2 separate regions of the Homo sapiens genome follow, and region 2 is linked to region 1. Evidence: read pairs that join two places in POLR2A ChIA-PET (ENCODE). Cell type or tissue: MCF 10A. All regions are shown on one strand. Each heading gives the region's core, and the rest is flanking DNA. Links, peaks and the distances in the headings are about the cores only. Region 1 has its middle 52 kb from the start of NALF2. Region 2 overlaps EDA (ectodysplasin A).

The links. ChIA-PET counts read pairs that join two places held together with the same protein. Peaks named below come from ENCODE experiments on the same cell type or tissue, not always from the same donor. Only the 100,000 strongest peaks of a DNase experiment are listed, where the experiment ranks them.
Region 2: POLR2A ChIA-PET joins it to region 1 with 5 read pairs; 3 of 35 experiments call an interaction of 5 or more read pairs at or near these places.

What each region holds. Positions count from the first base shown.
Region 1 is chrX:69,553,426-69,558,797 of GRCh38, reverse strand. No RefSeq gene overlaps it. Among named protein-coding and RNA genes, the nearest start is that of NALF2, 52 kb to the right of the region's middle. In MCF 10A, for the core only: no CTCF peak of the experiment used is centred there; a DNase peak (open chromatin) is centred at 2,257.
Region 2 is chrX:69,644,310-69,649,681 of GRCh38, reverse strand. The region is part of intron 1 of EDA (ectodysplasin A); the gene reads right to left. Among named protein-coding and RNA genes, the nearest start is that of EDA, 31 kb to the right of the region's middle. In MCF 10A, for the core only: no CTCF peak of the experiment used is centred there; no DNase peak of the experiment used is centred there.

The DNA of each region.
Region 1 (5,372 bases), core at 200-5,199:
ATACACTTCACTAGAGACATTATTATAATTGATGTTTATTTAACTATCTTCTTTTCCAGCTTGCAAGACACTTGAGGGCAGAGATTTTATCATTTCATCTCTGAATATCCAGCCTCTACTGCAGTATGTGGTATAAAGATACACACACACACAGAAGCAAGGAAAAAAAGTAAGCTTTATAGACTCTTTGATCATCTGCTGCTCTGGGCCAAGAATGTTAAACAGTTTGCATATTATCTCATTTAATCCTTATTTAACCCTCTACTTGGTATTTCTACCTTAAAAATGAGAAAACTCGGGCTCTATGAGGTTAGGTAACTTGCACAGTGTCACATATACAGTCAAAGACAGAGGCAAAGGTGAGAGAGAGAAAAAGAATTGAACTCCTCTAGGAGTAGTCTTTCCTTAAAAAGGCCCCAACCTGAATTTTCATCAACTCCATCTTGCCTTCAGACCCAAAGCCTCCAAATAGTGTCTTATGTACAGACCATAGTCATCTACATCCACCCTCTAAGAAAGAAAAGAAAAGTTTCTAAGGAAGAAACTTTATGTCTCAGAAATGCCACCTTTCTATGTAACTTGCCTCCATCTTCTCTACCTAAGACTTCAACTGGGCCCATCGCAGCCATCTCCATTCCTCCCTGTTGGGAGCTTGAAACCTTCCCAGCTGTCTTGACCCTTCTATGGCCCAAGCCTTTCACTTGAATTGATCTACGACAAGCTGGGAGTTTTTGAAAAGAACTTTTCTCAGAAGTTGAGGGGAACACAACAATTTTTTAAGAATTACAAAACCCTAGAAATAAATGAGTTTACAGAAGACATTTATTTTCCTAATGGATCTCAGATCTTTCCACTGATGGATTTGGCCGGCAGATTATAGGGCATTCAATCCCCATTCCTATTCTTGGCCTCAGCCCTGTCTGAATTGGATGCTTGACCATGCTATTCAGACTCATTGCCTGGAAAGTTTGGGTTTGTGCCACCATTAGGGCTGGTGGGATTCTCTGTCCTTTCCAGAATCCGCTTTATTAATTTGGCTTTGCAGTGGGGAGGGGTGAAGGGAGATGGGGGACATTGCCAGATTACCTCCTTGCCCTGGGAAACTCTATACTTGTCCTGAGTATCTTTTCTGTCCCCTGAGAGAACTACCCTGGTTCCTGGTCCCAGAGTAAGGAATATACTCCTTTATCTACCCCAAAAGTGGCCTTTCTTGCACTTCAAGTAGCCTAGCAGATGTTTCCGTAACTCCTCTTAGATGCCTCTAGGCTCTGGTCTCTGAAAAGCCCACCTTCACTCCAGCCTGTTTCTCTTGGTCCCCTTAGGTTTTCCTGAAGCGTATCTGGTAGACACCTCCTGCGGAGGTGCCACCCCTATGGCAGTCACTGCTGATTTTCTATCCAGTAGACCTGTCCCTGCTCCATCACTTATTGTTCCAGGGTTTAAAAATCTCTTACAACTCGGTCCAAACAACTTCACTCTCCAAGGAATTTTAAACCGGCAGCGGGAGACACAAAGTGTGGCAGCCAGTCATTGAAGCTGGGTCTCATGAGTAGCAGTGCTTTAATGAGGAGGGGCCACCAACTGCCACTGTTTAGATCTACAAAGCAGTCCTGGTTCCTGTCTTTCCTGAGGGTAACTCTTCCTTCAGTTGCTTGCAACCCAAAGAGCCTTCGATAATGGTATCTAACGAATTAGACATTAGGACTAGTTCTACCCTTCTGTGACACACACAGCTGTTATTGTAGGCCTGAAATTACAAATTGCTTTCATTTTCCATGTCAATGCCTAGTGTACTCAGTTAAGAAGGACTTCAAAGTAGCGTCAGCACTGAAATTGGGGTGCAATGTCCACCAGGGACAGAGGAGTGAGAAGCGGCATTATGTTTGCCAAGTATTTGCAGACCCTATCTGGGCTAACACCTGAGACTATTCTCTCTAGTAACCTATGTGGCCTCTTTCTGAAGCCTGTTTGTCTACGTAGTTCACTAACTCTGTGACCTTGGACAAATTTCTTCCCTTCTCTGAATGCCGGTTCCTTGAGTATAAAACAAAGAGGTTGGGTCAGATGATCTCGAGGTCCTTTCTAGCTCTATGACTCAGGTCAGCCCCCTTCAAAGGGCAGTAGCAGACTCCCTGTCGCTTCCTGTTTCAAAACTCCCTCCCCTCCCCCTTTACAGCACTCACTGAATTCCAGTGTCATGTTTGAGGGACACCTTCAGTTCTCAGACCATTGGCAGAGTACAGTGGATTGACAGGCCTGGAGCCCAGTGAATCATCAGGCCTTTCCTAGTTCAGGTTACGAACTCCACCCACTTCCCCTGGGTTTCTCTGATGATTCATTCAGGTGCCCCTCTCCTATCCTTGGGAATGACCTTCCAGAATTTTATCTCTCCAGTTTTGCAATAGACAAATACTTCACATGCTGACTTATGGTAAGAGACAATATCCATCAGCAGTAAAAGGGTTGCTTTCTCACGCCCTCCCTCCTCGGCCCCCACCACCATCATCCAAACCATGCGCCTCCCCAGTCAGGCTCTCACTGGCCCTCTCTTTGCTGTCTGTCTTCAGACTCAGTCCTGCATTCCCCGGGATTTCCTCTCCCAAGGCCCAAGTGCCTGCACCTCACCGCTTTCCCCTCATTAGGCTCTGGTCTTCCGTGGCAACGCGGCCTTTACCTTTTCCCCACCCTGCCACCCCACTCCAGTCTCATTGCCCCCTTCACGGGCCTCTCCCTCTGCAGCTGCTGCAGTCTGAATAAGCACAACAAAAAAATTACCACATGTATTAAAGCGAAGCTCTTGTTGGACAACTGCAGATTTCCCTGGGCAGGATTTCAGTTTGATTTTCTCAGGGTTCCTATGAAGCCGGAGTTCCTGCCCAGACCCACCCCACCCCCGCCCCAGATGTCTGGGCCTGTAGGGAACCAGAGCCCTTCGCTTCTCTGGCCAGTCCTGGAAGACCAGACCCCCTTCCCACCCGGAACTTCCTTGTCCACCAGTCAGGGTCCCAAGGAACAGAGAGGGCAGAGGAAAGTCAGCCAAATGGGGCAGAGAGCCTGCAGTCCGCTCCTTAGGGAAGTTTAACTCAGAACTGAGGGCCTGAGGGCAGAGATCCAAGCCCCCCCTCACTGAAGCAGAAACCAATCTTGCAAATAAACATATAAACAGATTACCAGTGAGTTAGGAAGGGCTGCTAAGGGGCTGGAGAGCTAAGCTGTCCATGGCCCCACCCCTGGCACTTCCCCCAAGGAAGAGGGATTGAGTCTCCAAAGCCTAGGCCCCACCCAGCCTCTCAGTTGCTGAGCTTGGCCAGGCTGGGGCCTCTTCATTCACTGTTGCCCCTTTCTCCCTGGCCTCTCCACCCAGAATCCCACTCCAACTCTTTTTGCTTCAGAAGGCTGCGCTCCTGCCCATCTCTTCTGTGCACCCCTGCCATCTCTTGCCAGGTTTTCACCATCCCCAGCCACATTCTCTATATCCCCAAGCACATTTGCCACCGTGCGCCTCCCTCTCAAGTGCTCACTAGGAACCTTGAAAATGGCCACAGATAACACTCACTTCATCCCCCTCCTCACTTTTACTCTTTCAGAAGACCAGGCAGACCCTTCTATTTAAGTTGTCTGGGCCTCAGCTTGTCCCAAAATGCTAAGAGCCTTGCCCACACCCACAGGCACCCCTGCGAAGTATCTGTGTGTTACGGAGCAGAACTGTGGTGCCCAGGCTCTGGGCCTCAGCAAGATTTTCCCAGTTTGTTCCTTCCTGTGGTTGCTCCTTTCTGTCACTCCCATCATAACCATTAGGGAATGGTTCCAAGCATTCAGATGCTGAGAGGGCCCAAGGGGAACCTGGCAACAGGCCAGAATGCTCTGCTGGAGGTCAGGTTGCCCATGCAGGTCACAGCCTCTAGCCTTGGCCAGAGGGAAAGAATACTGTCCCTGGACCAGGCTGCAAGTTCCACAGGTCTGTTTAAGCTCTGTTACTGTATCCTCAAGGCCTAGCACAGTGTCTGGCACATAGGAGGCATGCAACAAATATGTTGAATATGTGCATGCAGAAATATCTTAATGAATAAAGCTGACAGCAACAACCTTCTAGGGCGATGGTGCTTCCTCACATGACTAAAACTCTAAGGCTTCTGTATTAGCTTTCTATGACTGTTGTAACACACTAGCACAAACTTAGCAGCTTTAAAACACCACCTATTTGTTAGCTCACAGTTCTGTAGATCAGAAGTCTAGGTGGGCTCAACTGGGTTCCCTGCTCAAGGTCTCATAAAAGCAAGATCAAGATTTCTGCTGGCTTGGGCTCTTGTCTGGAGGCTGAGTAAATATCCATTTCCAAGTTCATTTAGGTTGCCGGCAGAATTCACTTCCTTGTGGCTGTAGGTCTAAGGTCCTGTTTCCTCGCTGGCTGTTAGCTGGGGGCTGCTCGCTGTCCTGAGAGGTTGCCTGCATTTCTTCTCACAGGCCCCTTCCTCCATTTTCAAAGCAGCAACAGCGACTCAACTTCTTCAAATCACTTTGCCTTTCTTTTCTGCCTTCCTCTTTTGCCACCAGCTGGAGAAAGTTCACTGCTTTTAAGGACTCGTGATTAGATCAGGTACATCCAGATATTCTCCCTTTTTTATTGTGGTAAAATACAGAAAATGGGCCACTGAACCATTAAGTGTACAGTCCGTTGAGATTAAGTACACTCATATTGCTGTGCAGCCATCCCCAACGTCCATCTCCAGAAGTTTTTCATCCTCCCAAACTGAAACTCTGTACCCATTCAACAATACCTCTGCATTCCTTCATACCCCCAGCCCCTAGCAACCACTATTCCATTTTCTATCTCTGTGAATTTGACTACTCTAGGTATCTCATATAAGTGGAATCATACAATTATTTTATGACTTGCTTGGTTAACTTAGCATCATATTTTGAAATTTTAGCCATGTTGTGGCATGTGTCAGAATTTCCTTCCTTTTAAAGGTTAAATGATATTCCATTAAATCTCCCTTCTCTAAGGTCAACTGGGCCATATAACGCACTATAACCCTGAGAGAGATAGCTTATCACATTTACAGGTTTTGGGAATTAGAACATAAAATCCTGGGGACATTCTTAGAAATTCTGCCTACTGCAGTCTCCAATTCAAGGATGTGGACTATTGCCATCCTCCACCCAGAGCAAAAAAGAGCAGCGTGGGTAGTAGCCAGCGCATGCAATGGGCCTGGTGAGGGTGACTGGTATGGGGAGTGGACTGAGAGGGCCAATGGAGAAAGGCACTAATCTTTATTGCATGAGCACTATACACAGGGTGCTAATAGGTGCTTTTACATGCATAATTTCATCAAATCCTGACAACACTCGTGAGAAATATGGATTATCAT
Region 2 (5,372 bases), core at 274-5,273, 91 kb before region 1:
CTGGCAGGCGGAGGTTGCAGTGAGCTGAGATCACGCCACTGCACTCCAGCCTGGGTGACAGAGTGAGACCCTGTCTCAAAAAAAAAAAAAAAGACTGTATTTCACATACTACAAGGGTACAAAGGAAATAGGTTTGAGTATTCACTTTGCTTATTTTATAGCATTTAATATTATTCTACTGGGAAGCTTGCTATAAGCCAAAAAAAGTAAAGAAATAATAGCCCTACCTTATACATTTGTCAGTCAATAGGTTCCCAGTATCTAATCCCCAGATAGTCACCACAATTGCACTGTTTACACAAATTAATAGAGTTACCATTCTCCTATTGACACCGGCAACTGGACTAAATAGACCAACCTATCATTTAGATGCTTCACATTTATATGCACACATAATTCACTGAAACCATTTCAGGAACTACCTAATATGCATTAGCTAACACTCTATTTCATAAGAATCTAAAAATATGGGAGGGGCCAAGATGGTCGATTAGAAGCAGCTTCAGTCTGCAGCACTAATGGAGAGGAATGAAAGGGGTGAGTGAATTCAGCACCTTCAACTGAAATATCCAGGTTCTCCCATTGGGACTGACTAGGCAAACAACTTGACCTACAGAGAATGAAGAAAAGTAGAGAGGGATGACGGCCCACCCGGGAGTGACATGCAGCCAAAGGAACCCTCCACCCCCAGCCAAGGGAAGCTGTGAGTGATTGTGTGACCCTGCCCCAGGAAACCACGTTTCTCCCACAGATCTATGCAACCCATGGATCAGGAGATCACCTTGTGACCCCACACCACCAGGACCTTGGGTCCAATACACAGAGCTGTGTGGAGTCTCAGCAGAGCAGCCACTCAGGCACACACAGAAACCCAAGAGTTTTATAATGCATACTCCAGACCCAGGATCACTGGCAAGTCCATCCATACATGTCCCTAGGAAGGGGGGTGATTCCAGGGAGCCAAGCAGTTCTGTGGGCCCCACTTCCACAGCACCTCACACATTAAGATGCACTGGCTTGGAATTCAAGCCAGCCAAAGGCAACAGGCTGGAGTCTGCCTGAGACAGGACTGAACTCCTGTGGGGAGGGGCGGCCACCATCTCTGCTGATCCGTAGACTCAGCCATTCCAACCTGCCAACTTTGGAGAATACAGATGGCCTGGATGGGGAAGGGTTCCCCACAGCGCAGCACAGCTGCCTTGCCAGATCAGTGCCAGACTACTTCTTTAAGTGGGACCCTGATCCATTCCTCCTCACTGGGCAGGATCTCCCAGTGGCGGCTTCAGCCACTGCAGCCAGGGTTCTACGGATAGAGCTCTGATCTCTCCCTGGGACGGATCTCCTGGGGGAAAGGGTGGCCTCCATCTCTGAGGTTTGGTTGACTCAGCCACTCCAGCCTGCTGGCTGTTAAGAATACAGGTGGTTTGGACAAGGAAGGGTCCCCCCGAAATACAACACACCTGCTCTACCAAAAAGCAGCCAGACTGCTTCTTTCGGTGGGCTTCTGATCCCATTCTTCCTGACTAAGACCTCACAATGGGGGTCTCTAGCTCCTTCCTACAGGCACATGTGGGCTGGCAACAGGTCAGTACCCCCCTGGGACAGAGCTTCCAGAGGAAGGAGCTGGCTGTCATGTTTGCTGTTTCATGGCCTTCACTGGTGATAACTCAAGGTACTGGAGAAACCGAGGCAACTGGAGTCTGGAGTGGACCACCAGCAAACCACAGCAGTCCTACGGTACAGTGGCCTGACTGTTAAAAGGAAAACAAACAGAAAACAACAACAATAACAACATCAACAAAAAACCCCACAAAAATCTAATTCAAAGGTCAGTAACCTCAAAGATCAAAGGAAGAGAAGCCCACAAAGATAAGAAAGAATCAACGTAAAAATGCTGAAAACTCAAAAAGTCAGAGTGCCTCTTCTCCAAATGACTGCAACACCTCTCCAGCAAAGGCACAGAACTGGGCTGAGGCTGAGATGGCTGAATAGATGGAAGTGGGCTTCAGAAGGTGGATAATAATAAACTTTGCTGAGCTAAAGGAGCATGTTGTAACCCAGTGCAAAGAAGCGAAGAATCATGATAAAACAATACAGGAGCTGATAGCCAGAAGAGCCAGTTTAGAGAGGAACACAGCCAACCTGATGGAGCTGAAAAACACAACACGAGAACTTCACAATGCAATCACAAGTAGCAATAACAGAATATACCAAGAGGAGGAAAAAATCTCAGTGCTTCAAGACTATCTTTCTGAAATAAGACAGGCAGACAAGAATAGAGAAAAAAAATGAAAGGAATGAACAAAACCTCCATGAAATATGGGATTATGTAAAGAAACTGAACCTACGACTGGGGAACCTAAAAGAGACAGGGAGAATGGAACCAAGCTGGAAAACATAGTTCAGGAAATCATCCAGGAGAATGTTCCCAAAATAGCAAGACAGGCCAACATTCAAATTCAGGAAATGCAGAGAACCCCAGTAAGATACTCCATGAGAAGATCAACCCCAAGACACATAATCATCAGATTCTGCAAGGTTGAAATAAAAGAAAAAATGTTAAGGGCAACCAGAGAGAAAGGTCAGGTCACTGACAAAGTGAAAACCATCAGACTAATAGCAGACCTCTCAGCAGAAACCCTACAAGCCAGAAGAGACTGGGGGACAATATTCAACGTACTTAAAGAAAAGAAATTCCAACCCAGAAAATTATATCTGGCCAAACTAAGCTTCGTAAGTGAAGGAGAAATAAGATCCTCTTCAGACAAGAAAAAGCTGGAATTCATTACCACCAGACCTGCCTTTCAAAAGCTCCTGAAGGAAGCACTAAATATGGAAAGGAAAAACTGTTACTGGCCACTACAAAACACACTGAAGTACACAAACCAGTGACACTATGAAGCAACCACATAAACAAGTCTACAAAATAACCAGCTATCATCAAGATGACAGGATCAAACTCACATATAACTAACAAACTCACACATGCTAATCTTAAATGTAAATGGGCTAAATGACTCAATTAAAAGACACACAGAATGGCAAACTGGATAAAGAGCCAAGACCCATTGGTATTGCTGTCTTCAAGTGACCCATCTCATGTGCAAAGACACACATAGGCTCAAAATAAAGGGATGAAGGAAAATTTACAAGCAAATGGAAAACAGAAAAAAGCAGGGGTTGCAATCCTATTTTCTGACAAAACAGACTTTAAATCAACAAAGATCAAAAAAGACAAAAAAGGGCATTACACAATGGTAAAGGGTTCAATTCAACAAGAGGAGCTAACTATCCTAAATATACATACAACTAATACAGAAGCACCCAGATTCATAAGGCAAATTCTTAGAGACCTACAAAGAGACTTAGACTCTCAAACAATAATAGTGGGAAACTTTAACACCCCACTGGCAATATTAGACAGATCATCAAGATAGAAAATTAACAAAGATATTTACTACCTGAACTCAGCTCTAGATCAAGTGGACCTGATATCTATAGAACTCTCCACCTCAAAACAACATAATACATTCTTCTCATCATCACATGGCAGTTACTCTAAAATTGATCATATAATTGGCAGTAAAATACCCCTCAACAAATGCAAAAGAACTGAAATCATAACAGTCTTTCAGACCACAGCACAATCAAATTAGTACTCAAGATTAAGAAATTCACTCAAAACCACAAAACTGCGTGTAAATTGAACAATATGCTCCTGAATGACTGTTGAGTAAATAGTGAAATTAAGGCAGAAATCAAGAAGTTCTTTGAAACTAATGAGAACAAAGAGACAACGTACCAGAATCTCTGCGATGCAGCTCAAGCAGTGTTAAGAGGGAAATTTATACCACTAAATGCCCACATCAGAAATCTAGAAAGATCTAAAGTTAGCAACCTAACATCTCAACTAAAAGAACTAGAGAACTCGTCATTTACATCAGGTTCGAGTTAATGGGTGAGGCACACCAACATGGCACATGTATACATATGTAACAAACGTGCACATTGTGCACATGTACCCTAGAACTTCAAGTATTTTATACATATATATATATACACACACATATATATATATACACACACACATATATATAAAAGAACTAGAGAACTAAGAGCAACCAAATTCCAAAGCTAGCAGAGGACAAGAAATAACAAAGATCAGAGCTGAAGTGAAGGAGATAGAGACATGAAAAAACCTTGAAACACTCTAAACACAATCAGAAATAAGAGGGATATCACCACTGACCCCACAGAAATACAAACAACCATCAAAGAATACTATAAACACCTCTATGAACATAAACTAGAAAATCCAGAAAAAATTCGATAAATTTCTGGTCACATACACCCTCCCAAGACTGAACCAGGAAGAAATTGAATCCTTGAATAGACCAATAATGAGTTCTGAAATTAAGACTTTGACAAAGAGCCTACCAACCAAAAAGCCCAGGACCACACAGGTTCACAGCTGAATTCTACCAGAGGTACAAAGAAGAGTTGGTACTGTTTCTACTGAAACTATTCCAAACAATTGAAAAGGAGGGACTCCTCCTGAACTCATTTTATGAGGTCAGCATCATCCTGATACCAAATCCTGGCAGAGATACAACAAAAAAAAGAAAACGTTAGGCCAATATCCTTGGTGAACATCAATGCAAAAATCCTCAATAAAATACAGTAGCACATCAAAAAGTTCATCCACCATGATCAAGTCAGCTTCATCCCCAGGTTACAACGTTGGTTCAACGTACACAAATCAATAAACGTGACTCATCACATATACAGAACTAAAGACAAAAACCACAAGATTATCTCAATAGATGCAGAAAAGGCCTTCAATAAAATTCAACATCCCTTCACGTTAAAATCTCTCAATAAACCAGATATTGAAGAAACATACCTCAAAATAATAACAGCCATTTATGACAAACCCACAGCCAATAGTATACTGAATGGGCAAAAGCTAGAAGCATTCCCCTTGAAAACTGGCACAAGACAAGGATACCCCCTCTTACCACTCCTATTCAACATAGTATTGGAAGCTCTGTCCAGGGCAATCAGGCAAGAGAAGGAAATAAAGGTATTCAAATAGGAAGAGAGGAAGTCAAATTATCTTTGTTTGCAGATGACATGATCCTATATCTAGAAAACCCCATCATCTCGGCCCAAAAGCTCCTTAAGCTCTTAAGCTGATAAACAACTTCAGCAAAGTCTCAAGATATAGAATCAATGTGCAAAAATTGCTAGCATTGCTATACACCAACAACAGGCAAGCAGAGAGCCAAATCATGAATTAATTCCCATTCACAATTGCTACAAAATGAATAAGACACCTAGGAATACAGCTAACAAGGGAAGTGAGGGACCTC